Linked DNA regions of Homo sapiens: region 2 is linked to region 1. Evidence: read pairs that join two places in POLR2A ChIA-PET (ENCODE). Cell type or tissue: Caco-2. All regions are shown on one strand. Links, peaks and the distances in the headings refer to the core of each region. The heading gives the core; the rest is flanking DNA.

Region 1 (7,214 bases), core at 804-5,803:
AGAAGCACTTGGTGCCCTCAGAACAAAGGAACTGAGGCAAATCAAGCACCTCCTGTGCCAAAGGCACTGGCTATGCTCATGAACCCTGCCTGTTCCCACAGGGTTTCCAAATGTTCCAAGTGACTGAGACACTCAGTTAGGAGCTCCTTTTGAGTGAAAAGCACTATAAGAGTGGCTTTCAAAACAACTCAGTTAACAGTGACTCGACTCTGAACGAAACATAAGGGCGCATAAAGTTGAAAATAAAGGCATGATCTCAGAACCTGGAATAGTCAGAGCGCTAAGACAGTCGTGAAAGTGACTCAAAAACTCTCACAGAAAACATATTAATAGGTACAAAGCATATATAGTAATTTATCACTGATAAGAGGGTTAACCTGCTGAAAAATACTGGGACAAGTAAAAACAAGACTGACAAATTTGGAGACGAAAAATTCATCTAAGAATGCCTTTGTTTCTGGAGTAAATCAGCCACACGTGCCAACACCATCCTTGGTGGGACAGGCAACTCGGATGCAGCCCTGTGTTCTGCTGAGCAGAGGGTCCCACGGGTTTTAGGAAGTGAAGAAATCTCTTTATGAAACTGTTAGAACTAGTCCTTACTGTTGTCTACTCCTTTTAATGTACGCTCCGTGTGTCTTCCAAAAATACTAATACAATGGCCTGGGCTTTTTAGACCTTACTTCAGAGCTCAGGAGGCTGTTTTGTTTGTTTGTTTGTTTTTCTGGATGTGTTATTTTCCCTGTATGAAGAGTGGGGGCCAAAAAACAGTCCCATCTCCACAGTCTTTGCAATGGGGTAGGATGGGCAGCAAATAATTGTTGTTCTGTTCTTTCTAGAGGTTATCTCCATGCTGCAAATGGCCAGGGATTACCCTGAGTTACAGAAATGCCATGAATCCAGGATAGAATGAAATCAATGTTTGAAGGTTAAAGTCTTCCTAAGAAACACTAGAGAATTACAAGTGGAATGATCTGAGAATACCTTCCTAGTGTATACAAACACCTGTCAATCTTGGCAAGTCTGCCCAAGCATGACTATCTAGGCATGAGTGCTTCATCATTAGGTGTAGTAGAAAGGCTGGCCCTGCAGTCAGAACTAGACTTACAGCACCACAACTTACCACATGCTGACCTTAGTCGTATCTTCCATATGCTTGGCACTGGCCTTGCCTGATTCCAAGGCTGTCACTGGGCTTGCATAAGCTTTGTACATGGAGGCGCTGGGTAACTGTGGAATGCTGTCCACTCATAAGGTAGCATCATTATTATTTTCTTTCTAAATTCATTTTCATTCACTGCTAAGTTCATATGTGGTATCGAATGGCTTACACAAAGAACTGACCCAGCTCCCCTTTATTTCTGCCTTACCAGTGTTATCTCTGGCTACAAGACCCTTAGGAAAATCCCCGGGAGTTGGAGAGGTCCTGCTGTCCCACTTGACCATGTCAAGACTGTTACAATATTCCCATCTCTTCTGCTGAAGCTCCTGTAACCAGTAAGTCATGAGTTGACGATTGGGAGCCTAGAAAGAGGGAGGGGAAAAACATGTTATGGCCACCAGTAATATGAAGAGCTTAAAAAATATTATGTCTCATGAGTAGACTGTTCAGCTTGCCATGTGAGAGTTAAGATGAACAGATCAAGGAAACTTCAGTTACAAGATTAGTAGCTTTTGCTCATGATGAGTTGGTCAAGCAAATAGCAATTGTAACATGAAGAACTGAACCCAATTAACAAGAAGTCTTTTTAAATTCTGAAATTAAAGAATAATGCAGTATAACATTTTCCTCAAAACCGTTTAGGAAGATGTGATAATACTGCTGCTCTTTTACTCTGAGCAACTACAAATTCCATCTTCAAAAATAAAATCTGACATAGGTATGAAAGACGGCCTTGCCAAATCACATCAAATAATGATATTTAAACTCCATCAGCATCTGAGAGTATACAAAGAAAACTGCAGATTAAAAACGAGCTGGCACTCCTATTAAAATGGCTAATATTTCAAAAAGTTGACAATGCCAAGTGCTGACAAGGGTGCAGGGCAGCTAGTACTTTCATAAGCTGCAGGTGGAATGCAACATGGTGCAGCTACTTTAGAAAACAGTTTAGCAATTCCTTATAAAGTTAAACATACACTTACCAAGTAACCTGGCAAGCCCATCCCTACATATCCACCCAAGAGGAATGAAAACATATTCACACAAAGACCTGTATGTGAATGTTTATAGAGGTTTTATTCATAATTGCCAAAAAAAATGAGAACTTTGTCTGGAGAAAGGATTAAAAAAAACTGGTACATCTATACAATAATATACTATTTAGCAATAAAAAGGAGCACACTATTGATTCCTACTACATGGATAAATATTAAATGCATATTGCCAAGTGAAAGAAGCCTGACCCAAATGGTTATATACTGTATGATGCCACTTATGTAACACCCTGAGAAGGCAAAATTGTCAGGACAGAAAACAAATATGTGGTTGCCAGGGCTTGGCAGGGAGGGGAGCAGCTGACTACAAAGCGGCAGCACAAGAATTTGTGGGTGACAGAACTGCTATGTATCATGGTTCTGGGTAAAGTCATGATTCTACACATTTGTCCAAAATCACAGAATTATATACACAAAGAGTGAATATCATTAAAAAAAAAATCAACCAAGATGGGGGAGAGGACCCAGAACAATGAACCTAAATATAAATAAACTAGACTGCAGGTATGGGTCAAGGTCTCCAGGCTGCCCCCAGCAAAGGAGTCCCAAGAAGAAGGAAAGCTGCCATGACACGATTATGGGAACTTCATCAACACTGGCATCCAGTGACATGTGCAGACATCAGACACAGTGGTTGCCAAGATCAGAGGCAGTGAAGAAAATGGCTCTGCAGGCCTGACAGCAAGAGATAGCCCTAGACCAAACTACTACTACCTCCAAGCAAAGGATAACCTGTGGGTGCTGTGACCACAACCTGGGTCTTTTTAGTGATACTTGCACACCTGGCCCCAGTTAAAGAAAAGGATCTTTGGGTATTTTCATTACAGGATCTTTGGGTATTTTACAGAAAGTTCTTCCAACTATACCAGCCAAGTTGCCATTTCATCCATTCATTTAACCAACATTTGCTGAGCACCTATCAGGTACCCAGACCTGGGGCCTGGCCTAGTGAGAAAGACAGGAAAAAACAACCAGTAGTTTCCATGTTGCATTAAGTGCTATGACAGAAAGCAGAGCAGGCGACGCGGGGCTGGCGTGACTGGAGAGCACTGGGGAAGGACACATAGCCAAAGAGGGGAGGTGCAGCAAAGGACAAGGTACTCAAAGTTCAGGACACCTGCCATAGGCAGGTTCAAAAGCTTCAAAGTATAGGTTTAATGTCTATCTTCTCCAAGAAACAAACTCCAAGTTGTCTCCATTTCTCTAGCATCTAGCTCAGTGTCAGGCACATAGTAGGTCAGTATTTACTGAATACATATATGAAGGAATAAGTGAATGAATGAATAATCAGAAAATGATACAGGAGAACTTGGTCTTAAAGGGGAAGCAGGCAGTGGCCAGAGGAAAAGAGATTCCAGGGAGAGAGAGAAGTGTCTACAAAAGAACAAAGGTCAGAGAGCAGGAGTGAGGTGAGGTCAGTGAGTGGCAAGGACCTGGCCCTGAAGGGACTTGTGTGCCTTCCTAAAGAGATGGAATGGGGAACTTAGCAGGGCACTGACATTATTAGACAAAGGTACTGCTGGTGAAAATGGTGGTGAGGGAAAGGCAGGTGCACAGTTTGCATAGGAGGAGATTAGTTCAGGCCAGAGGCCGTGAGCCCACTTGGGAGATCCATGAATTGCAGCCTGGAGTTTGGGAGGCAGGCTGGTTGCAGTGCAGACACAGGAGCTCAGCCTGGCCCTGGGGCGGGGCAAAGAGCACACAAGCATTTCCACAGGAAGGGAGAGAAGAGTCACTAGGCAAGTCAGGAACTGAGAGACACAACCAGAGCCAAATTCAGAGCCCAAAGCCCACCCAGTCCTCCTCTTTTTTTTTTTTTTTTTTTTTTTTTTTTTTTGCAGATGAGGGGACAGAGGCCCAGAAAGGGAAGTGACTTGTCTAGGTCATACAGGGAGTCAATACTGTGAGCCCAGTCTGCCAAACCCCCAACCCTTAGAGGCAAGTGTGTGTTTGGGTGGGGGAATGTGCGTGTGTGGTCCTCCCACCAGCTCCCTGACTACCTGGCCCCTCCATCCCCATGCCACAGGTGAGCTAAGCACCCTGGGAGCCTTCTGCTCCAGCCAGGGAGGTGCCCAGACACTTCCTCTTGTTCAGCCTGCATATGCAGCTGTGTTTCTATTTATGCTCGGGAGCCACAGGCTGCTAGAGAAGCTGGCACATACTCACTAGGGCATATCTGAACCAACCTCTCCAGCTGCCTCTGACAATGCAGGCACCATGAAAAATCTGCTTTTTACAAGAAATCCTTTTCACTTTAAATCTTTGAGTATTAAATGTAACTGGGAAACAATCAGTAACCTCTGAGTCATCTCTCACTAAATTCCTGAGGCAAAACTTTTAGATCACATGCTTTCAATGACTGATATTTTATCATATTGTAGAAATTTGGTCAATAAGATGGGCAAAATCTGGTTAACAAGTCAGTTAATCAAGACACTGATTAACTGGGTTTGTTTCCTTTCAAAAAAAAAACCTAAACAGGCTGCTATGGCGGCTCACACCTGTAATCTCAGCACTTTGGGAGGCCGAGGCAGGCGGATCACCTGAGGTCAGGAGTTCGAGACCAGCCTAGCCAACATGGTGAAACCCCGTCTCTACTAAAAGTATTTTTAAAAATTAGCCAGGCGTGGTGGTGGGTGCCCGTAATCCCAGCTACTTGGGAGGCTGAGGCAGGAGAACTGCTTGAACCCAGGAAACGGAGGTTGCAGTGAGCCGACACGGTGCCACTGCACTCCAGCCTGGGCGACAGTGAGACTCTGTCTCAAAGAAAAAAAAAAATCTAGAGATCACTAGAAGACTTTTGACTTCAATCCCCAATTAGCTAGTAAAAGGCTGGGGGCCAGACTGTCTGAAATGGCTCTGGGGCATGTGCTTTGACAGAAAAGCCCCAAAGGGCCTTTTCTGAAGACAGCTGAAACCCAAAGACAGAAACACACACAGGTTCTAAGACTGAGCACCACTAAAAGTACAACACAGCAAAATCAGCAGAAATCCAAAAAGCCTCTGCGTTTTTTATCTGGTATCTTTTAGCAAAGGACTAAATGGAGATTCGGCTCAGGCCTAATTAAATGTATAATCACAAACCAGCCTCTTTATCGCCCCAGTCCCAGGAAATTGGTTCAGATCTGCCCTGTACCAACACAGTAGCCCTAGCCAGACGTGACTACTGAGCACATGAGAGATGGCCAGTGCCACATAAAATCTTTTGGATACACTGAATAAATACGATAGTATTAAAATTAATTTTACTGGTTTAATGTGGCTCATTGAAAATTTAAAAGTATATTATGTGGCTCACATCTTATCTTTACTGAACAGTGCTGGTCTACACTACAATGGCAAATATATTCCATTTTGAGAGCCAAGGTTGGTGGGAGATCTGGCTTGGCAGGAAACAGTACCTCAGGATTATAACATAAGCCAAGGGCATGGGGTCCACGGGGGTGTGGGGCAGCCAACACCATTGCCCTTCTACAGCACTTTACAACTCAAGATAACTTCTCTCTTTAAACAGGCGCCTCCATATCTCCAACCACCCCATGGTCCATTAATGTCCAAGGAGAGGCCAACATTCTTTAGGAACCCAGGCATCTGCTGGTCTGGCCCCAGCTATAGTGCCTTTATTCAGTGCTCCAAAAGTGGGGCGAGTAGGACCTTTGAGTGATCTGGCTGCACAGACAACGCCTTGCTAGGTCTATCACCAGGAGTTCCCTCCGCTGAGCCTCAGCTCAGCTGGTGACAATGAGCCAGTCAGCGCAGAAGCTAACGGCCAGGACCACACAGCATTCACCAAAGACACGCCCGCCGGAGGAGTGAGGACCGGGAAGGATCACCATCTGCCCCCCACCCCTCAGAATGACCAAAATGCTGTGGTCCCAAGTTCTGGAGAGCCAGACAGGCATTCCACTCATGCTAGAAGAAACAGTGACAAGGCAGAGCTCCACAGATCAGCAGAGAATTGGGAGCCGATGCCAGGCAAGCACCCAGCAAGAAGCCAGGTGCTGGTGTGTGCTGTCTGATGCCTTACCTAGGCCAGCTCCTGAGTCTCCCCTAACACCCGTCTCTCCAGCTCCTTCCTCCTCACCCTTCAAGGTCCAATGCAAAGGCCACCTCTTCAGAGCAGGTTTCCCTGACCTGGGTGTGCATTTTGTCTCCCCTAACACCAGTCTCCTCAGCTCCTTCCTACTCACCCTTCAAGATCCAATGCAAAGGCCACCTCTTCAGAGCAGGTTTCCCTGATCTGGGTGTACATTTTGTCTCCATTCTCTGAATAGGGAGCTCAGAGAATCTTGTAGCCCAGGTAACCCTCCCATGGAGGTGAGGGCACTCCCTGTGTGTTCCTCACTAACCCAAGTTCCTTAAAGGCAGAGACCAGACCTGCTGGTCTCAATACGATCCAAGATGTCTTGCACAGTGTCCTGAATATAAACACTCAAATATCTGACTCATCCTCTCATGTTCAATTGTTGCTACTTCCTCAATACTGCTGAAATCCCAGGTCAAATATGGCACCAATCCCAATATGAGACCAAGCTGAACATCTTGGAAAGCCATTGTAGTTGTCTCCTACATGGCTGCATGAACGTCCTGGGTGAGGGAGAGGGGCAGACAAGGATTGGGTGGGCACAATTCTACAGGACAGCCATCTGCTGCCTTTGGGGGCCAAGACATGAGGCACCAGCTCGGAGAATAAAAGCAAGCCATCCACATTCTGCTTGAGGTGGGAATGCAGTCCTTGACAGCTGGCTGAGAAGTACCATGTGATGCCCCAGCTGCTCCCACAAGCTGCTGTCCCCAGGTCTCCAGTAGCTCAAAACCCAGAAGCCCACTCTTGTGTGAGACAGGCCCTGGCCACCTGTTCCTCCTCTTGGGCCCCAGAGACTCCCCTCAGCCTCCCACCAGCTCTCAACTTGATGCTTAGACAAGTCCCACAATAAAGTTGTTTGATTACAAGTTAACTGATTTCAATACACGTATATTATGGGCCCACTCTCAGC
Region 2 (7,568 bases), core at 1,115-6,114, 340 kb after region 1:
GCAGTAAAGCCCAGAGAGTTTAAGTGACTTGGCCAAGACCATACAGCTATTCAGTAGAGGAGGATAATCTCTCCTGCTTAATTTCTAACGAACTTGTTCCCTGAGCACATCTTGCTTTTTCCAGCCCTTCCATGGGTTTTCTTACACATTGCCGTTATCTATAAGTACCTGCAATTCTCTCCTTTCCATCTCTAGTTGAAGGGATTCTATCCTCATTCTTACAGGCACAGCTACTCCAGGAAGCCGCCTTGGGTTCCCCAGTTGGGAGTGATCTTTGCCTCCTACACACTCCCAGTTCACTTTTTCTGCCTTATAAAGGCACTTAAAAGAGTCTGCCTCATATCTAGTTGTTTGTGTGCTAGGCTTGGTGCAACCCCAGGTTAAGGGCTACATTTTCCCAACTCAATATCCCCTGTTTGCACTAGCCCCAAGAAGGGAGTGGACATATATAATCAGAATCTCTTCAGCCTCAGTCCTCCCTCTTCCCTCAAAAAACATCCATTTATACCTGAGAGCTAAGAGACAAAGCAGGGCTCAATGACAGATTATTGACCCAATACATAAAAGAATAAATGGAGGCTGGGCCTGGTGGCTCACGCCTGTAATCCCAGTACTTTGGGAGACCAAAGTAGGCTGATCACTTGAGGTCAGAAGTTCGAGCCAGCCTGGCCAACATGATGAAACCTCATCTCCACTGAAAATACAGAAATTAGCTGGGCATAGTGGTGCACGCCTGAAGTCCCAGCTCCTCGGGAGGCTGAGACACAAGAATTGCTTGAACTCGAAAGGTGGAGGTTGCAGTGAGCCAAGATTGCATCACTGCACTCCAGCCTGGGTGACAGAGTGAGGTTCTGTCTCAAAAAAAAAAAAAAAAAAAAAAAAGAATAAATGGAGAGATGACTACCTCCTACCTGTCTCTACATTAATAAATGAAGAGCTGACTACCTCCTACCTGTCTCTACATTATTCATTCCTAAAGGGCAGGGTTAGTATGTGATACTTCTTTGAAGCTTCCCATAGTACCTGTTCTGGGTTGTAGGAGGTGTTCAGTCCCTCTTTATGGAAGGCATTAAGGAAGGAATGGTACAACAAGATGTCTAGATTCATTTCAAGTTTAATTCTGATAACGCGAACAAGTAGGAAAATAGTTGTTCCCTGAGAGCCCCGCCTTTTGCCCCACAGCCCCCACCCCAGTGAGAGGGTTAGGTCCAGGACAAATGCTCCGCCTCTGAGCCCAAGTGAGGCTGGCAGACCCACAGCAGGGACACCAGAGGATGAGACCGCGGCTCTAAAGGAGACTCCACCAGGGCCAACATTAACAAGGGGAAGATGGGAGGGGCAGTATGCAAACAGACCTTCTTGAGCCTCAGTCCTCCCACCTCCCTCCAAACAGTTCTAAACAATTCAAGCACCCGCTGACAGCTGAGATGGGAGAGGCAAACCCTGGATGGGGCTTCCAGCTTGGATTTCACATAATGAGGCTTTGGAATCCGGGAAGCGATTACAAGCCCACTGGGGAGGGACCACCTACAGGTTTTGGAACCTTTCACTGCTCTACCACATGTGGCTCAACATGTCCGACTCACCAGGAAGCAGCTCTTGGATGAGAAAGAGGAAAAACACAGACACCATAACAGCACGGTTTAGAAGTCAAGGGCTTAGGAATTCCGCGATGGAGACGGGATCACGGAAGCGTGGCCTAGGGTTGGAGGAACTATGTCCTTGTTTTCAGCATTCACCAAGAGCAGGGATTGAGGAGGGTCCAGAACCTACCCTAGCAACCCCACATGGTCACACAAGTCCCAGCCACCAGCCAGCATGTGTTTATTCAATTTTTTTTTCACTGACAAAAATTGTCAAAAATTGGACATGTTTATTGATTTTATTAGTAGCTATTTTCAAATCGTGGAGCTGGAAAGAACTTGGGTTTTACAACTGAGTGGTCTCATTTACAGATGACACCACCAAGGCAGAGAGAGGGAAGGTGGGTTCCCTGGGATCACACAGGCTGGGAGGGGTGCTCAACCAGGCCTAGGTTTCAGGTCCTCTCCCTGGTACCATCTGTTAGTCCACTCTGCTATTCTCACTCAAGTTAGAGCCAGGAAGGAACCAAACCAGCCTAGAATCCCATCCACTCATTTCTTTCTTTCTTTTCTTTTTCTTTTTTTTTGAGACAGAGTCTCACCCTGTTGCCCAGGCTAGAGCACAGTGGCGGGATCTCAGCTCAATGCAACCTCTGCCTCCCAGGTTCAAGCAGTTCTCCTGCTTCAGCCTCCTGAGTAGCTGGGACTGCAGGCATGCACCACCACACCTGGCTAATTTTTGCATTTTTAGTGGAGATGGGGTTTCGTCATGTTGGCCAGCCTGGTCTCGAACTCCCGACCTCAAGTGATCCACCTGCCTTGGCCCCTCAAACTGCTGGAATTACAGGTGTGAACTACTGTGCCCGGCCCAAATCACTCATTTATTGTCTGAAGAGCTGAGCCGTGTGAAGCCCAGCCCCTTGGAGGGTGCTGGGGTTGGATGGGGGTAACCAGTAAGACCCCTGCGTACTGGACACTGTGCTGGGTGCTTCACCACATCCTCTCACTTTCTCCCTGGACTGTCCCTAGGAGTGAGGTGATGGGGACTGTGTTCCTTATTTTACAGATGAGGCAACTGTGGCTCAGAGAGGTTAAATCACTTGCCCAGGGTCACACAGCTAGAAAGTGATGGAGTTGTGATTCAAACCCAGGCCAGTCTGATACCAAGCCTTTGGCCTTCCCGTGTGCTAGACTCCGGGAGGACGACCTAGAATAGTTGAAGCAAGAGCTGTCATATAGGTGAGAAAGAACTTTGGGAGCTATAGCAAGGAAGAGAAAGGAAATTGCATCTTTGAGGCCAAAGATTATTAGTCACAGAGGTATGGCTACCAGGCCCTCGAGCTGTCACTTACTTGCCACAAGCAGGGCCCTGAAAAGCCTGTTTTTTTCTGCTCTGACTTCAAACACAGATTCTCCAAGCAAGAAAGGCTAGCTTGTGAGACCAAGTTTCACAGAGATGGAGCTTGCAGGGAAAGGTCAGAGGAATTGTCCCCGGGTTCCTCAGAGGAGGCAGACGAGTTCGGAGTAGTTAGCAATAAACATATCAGCCCCGGCCCCTAGAGGGCACTGGCCAGAGGGAGCCTCAAGGGAGCAAGCAGGGCTGGGGCATGGAAGCCAGCCAGAGTCCAGCCTAGCTTTGGGCCGGGCCCAGAAACCAGTTCTGTTAAACAAAGCATTACACAACCATCTCATTAACTGCATCAATCCAGAAGGTCAAACTAACTCACTCCAGCGTCTGCGGGGCTCTGTTGGGGTGGGTGGGAGAGGACAGCCTCCTGAATTCCAGGCACTTGGGTCCACGTTGGTTTAATTAGCTCCATGATGTCCGCTTCCCTTGGGCACAGCCTTGCATGCCAGGGCCCTGACAGCTGCCTGGTGCCCCTAGAGGAGCCAGAAAAAGAGGGGGGTGCCTAGGGCAGGAGTGAACCCCTCACCCAGGCCAGCCAGGGCAGGAAGTCTGGGGTTGGCAGAGCAGTGATACAAAGACCAAGGCTGGAGATACCATGTTAGGGCTCAGGCTGAAAGGACCCGGAGAAGCTGTGGGTGAGAAAATGAGGCTGGCAAGTTTGCAGAGTGTGAAGCAAGCCAGGGCAACAGGTTCAAGACAGAGGCCAAAAGGAACACAAAGGTGTCATTGGCCAAGTTGGGGCATTGTCAGTTATAGATATGACAGACTGGAGGTACTCAGCAGGACTGAACTGTGGCAAGTGGTCAGGACTAGAGAACTCGAAGAAAGTCACAGAACTCAAGGAATAATAATAAAGGTAATGGAAAGGTCGGGAAACTAAAACAATTGTTCTCAAAGTGTAGTCCCTAGAGTAGCGGCATTAGTATCACCTGAGAACTTCTTAGAAATGCAAAATATTGGAATCTACCCTAGGCCTTCAAAATCAGACTGGGAAAGGCCCAGCAATCTGTGTTTTAATAAGACCTGAGGGTCATTCTGATGCAGGATGAAGCTTGAGAACCACTAGGCTACTCAGTGTGGTTGGTCCATGGACCAGCACCATCAGATGAAATGGCGCTGAGAGTTTGTTACAAATGCAGACTCTCAGGCCTGGCCCCAGACCTACTGAGTCTGCAGTTTAACAGGATCCCTGGGGCATCCCACGTACCTTTTAATTTGACAAGAGCTACACCTGAGCTCCACTGACCTGGGATTCTTTGGTCTGGGTGTGAATGAGTCTGTGTCTAAGTCCAGGGACAAATAGACACAGATGGCAATGGGGAAGTAGGCCACCCAGTTCCAGGCATAGGCAAAGGCTGTCCTCAGCTCTTCACGAATTTAGACTGCTGCCAGAAAATGTCACCAAGAAAAATAATGGCTTCACTGAGCCTGCAAATGTGCTCAACCTAGACATTGTGCAGAAAGCAGATTGCAAAGGCAACAAGACCAACAGCCCGACAGTGCTATTCGTATTCCATGGGAGACAGCTGGAGCCCCTGAGATGCAGGCGGGCTCCCAACCCTCTGTGATTGTGATGTGGAGATGATTTAAGAAGAAGCAGCCGAGGGTGGCTGTAAGCAAGTGACGCTCCTGAGAAGACAAAGCTGCAGAGATAGGAGGCTGGACCTGTCACCGCTGCCCAGAATGACCCAGGATTCTCATTCTTTCCAGGGAAACCAGTGGGCAACATTGACGACTGACAGGAGGGGACCTTGCCTCCAAGGCTCCAAGGCCGGATAAGAATGGCTTTACCTTCCTGACTCCAGAAAGAACCGCCCTTTTTCCCCACCTCCCTGATGGCTTCCTGGTGCTTGTGATTCTACCAGACTAGCTTTTCCTTTCCCCCTAATAATAGCTGCTAATTAATATTTAGCGAGGGTTTACCAAGCGCCGGGCTCTGAGCTAAGTACCTTGTATGTACTTTTTTCATTTAATCCTCTCAACAGTTCTACTAGGAAGGTACTACTATTTTCAGTATTTACTAATATTTGGGTATTTCTTAATTACTAAAAACATTTCTCATTCTACAGATGAAAATTGAGAGTAGAAGTTGGTCAGTAGCTTTCCGAAGTCAGCTAGATAGAAAGAAGGCATTGAAGTCTATGGCCATACCACCCTGAATGCGCCCAATCTCGTCTGAAAGAAGGCATTGAAGCAGAGCTCAGACATCCCAACCCCAGACTCTCCACCAAACCATTGTCTTTGTTCCTCATAGTGTGGTCCTTAGACCAGCAGTCGTAGAGTTATTTGGGAGCTTGTGATGCAAGAATCTCAGGCCCTGCCCAGACTTGCAAAATCAGACTCAGCATTTTAAACACAATCCCCCAGAGTTGGTATGCACATTACAGTTTGAGAAACGTGCCTGGTTATAAGAGCTTCCTTCCCTCGCAAGACGCAAATCCGTCTTGCATGAGGAACACAGCCGATACCAGACAGAGATACTTCAACAGGAATGAGTTTCAGCTCTTCTCTGGGAAGCAGGATGTTAGGAACCCAGCGGGGCCACCAGGCTGTTGAGGGACACGAGGAAGTGGAAGGGATGGCCTTTGTAATTGCCATCATCAGAAACGGGTTGGCCTAGAAATCTGTATCCCAAGGTGAAGCAATGTCTTTTTTTCTGCATGCTTTTTTCCTGCATGTTGCAGAGTTGGGAGAACAGACTGCCTGTGTAGACCCCAGTGAGAAACAGCTGCAAAGAGGCATTTCTGGGTTTTACTTCCCCTGGGCCTCTGCATCCTCACCTAGGTGGGTGAGAGCAGTGAATCTACCTGCTTACCTCACAGGTGTGCCTTGAGCACTGTCAAGAGTGGGAAAGGCTTTGCAAAGTTCAGAGCAGGATCCAGGTCTAGGGTGCAATCCTTATTGCTAGGTGGGTCAGTCATTTGATCTCCCTTTTGCCCAGCAAAGCCACTTCATAAAACCCCTTGCTGGAAGGCCAGATCCAGGTCCCTCTGCTTCCATGCATGCCTGCCTGCCTGCCTCCCACTGCCACTCCCCTGCTGCTCCACATGCTAGCCTGGGTGCATTCAGGGGCCCACTGTCTTGTTTTCTGATGCCAGTGCTAGAAAAGTTCTGCTCTTTCTAAAGGAACATGGTACTTTCAAGGCCTTTGAGAACCATGCCGTATGTCATTCATGGTCACTGAATCACAGACAGGATTCCAAATGGGCCTGAGAGATCAGAGTCTTGTCTGCACGCAGTGGCTCATGCCTATAATCTCAAGCACTTTGGGAGGCTGAAGCAGGAGGATCACTGGAGGCCAGGAGTTCAAGACCCACAACACAGCGAGACCCCATCTGTACAAATAATAATAATAATAATTTTTAAAAAAGAGTTCGGCCTCAGGATATAAGTCCCAGCTCTTCTGTTTATTAGCCATGTGATCCTGGGTGAGTTTCTTAACCTCCCTGCAACTCAGTTTTCTCATTTGCAATGTGGGGATAATAACAGTCCCTAATTTTCAGGATTACTGGAAATACTGAATAAAAAACTAAATAAATACTAATTTATTAAACACTTAGTGCCTGCATTTAGTTGACACTCCAGATTGATAGCTATTACTAAACCATATTTGAGGCTGGGCGTGGTGGCTCATGCCTGTAATCCTAGCACCTTGGGAGGCTGAGGCAGGCAGATCACCTGAGGTCAGGAGTTTGAGACCAGCCTGGCCAACATGGAGAAACCCCATCTTTACTAAAAATACAAAAATTAGCCAGGTATGGTGGCATGTGCCTGTAGTCCCAGCTACTCAGAAGGCTGAGGCAGGAGAATCACTTGAACCCAGGAGGTGGAGGTTGCAGTGAGCCAAGATCCCGCCACTGCACTCCAGCCTGGGTGACAGAGTGAGACTCCATCTCAAAAAAAAAAAAAAAAAAAAACCATATTTGAAAGATTCTAAGATACAGCCATTGTGAGACACAGCCCTGATTTCAGAGATGTTAAAATGGTATAATTCACCCAATAGCAAAAGGGTTCCAAAGCCAAAGATGTTAGGGAGACACCTTTTCTGCAAGATGTTTCAGAGCTTTTAAATGCTGCGTTTCAATGTGAGCTCATGGTAGTTACCGCATTCGGTAAGAACTCAGACTGAGTAGACAACGGAACCCCTTTTCTATGAAATAGCTTGGGAGTTCTGTGACATTGGCTTGGGGAGTGCTAATCTAGTCCAATGCTCTAATTTCATAGATGGGGAAACTGAGGCCAGAGAGAGGAGGAGACTTCCTGAAGTTACTTAGGTGGTTAAGTGGTGAAGACTAGGCTACTGAAGAGCCAAACTGGAGCTCCCTCCACTAAACCGCCTTTCCTCCCAACTAACCTGTTACCTACGACACTTGATAGTTTCCTTCTTTTTTTTTTTTTTTTTTTTTTTTTGAGACAGAATTTAGCTCTTGTTGCCCAGGCTGGAGTGCAATGATGTGATCTCAGCTCACCGCAACCTCCGCCTCCCAGGTTCAAGTGATTCTCCTGCCTTAGCCTCCCGAGTAGCTGGGATTACAGGCAAGCACCACCATGCCCAGATAATTTTGTATTTTTAGTAG

Evidence for each region. ChIA-PET counts read pairs that join two places held together with the same protein. Peaks named below come from ENCODE experiments on the same cell type or tissue, not always from the same donor. Only the 100,000 strongest peaks of a DNase experiment are listed, where the experiment ranks them.
Region 2: POLR2A ChIA-PET joins it to region 1 with 5 read pairs; 1 of 35 experiments calls an interaction of 5 or more read pairs at or near these places.

The regions. Positions count from the first base shown.
Region 1 is chr15:78,052,664-78,059,877 of GRCh38, forward strand. It overlaps TBC1D2B (TBC1 domain family member 2B), which reads right to left. Exons shown (of 13, transcript NM_144572.2): 2 at 1,371-1,524. Among named protein-coding and RNA genes, the nearest start is that of TBC1D2B, 21 kb to the right of the region's middle. RefSeq lists an enhancer at 4,222-4,341. In Caco-2, for the core only: no CTCF peak of the experiment used is centred there; a DNase peak (open chromatin) is centred at 3,818.
Region 2 is chr15:78,393,944-78,401,511 of GRCh38, forward strand. No RefSeq gene overlaps it. Among named protein-coding and RNA genes, the nearest start is that of IREB2, 40 kb to the right of the region's middle. RefSeq lists an enhancer at 1,634-2,134. In Caco-2, for the core only: no CTCF peak of the experiment used is centred there; a DNase peak (open chromatin) is centred at 3,168.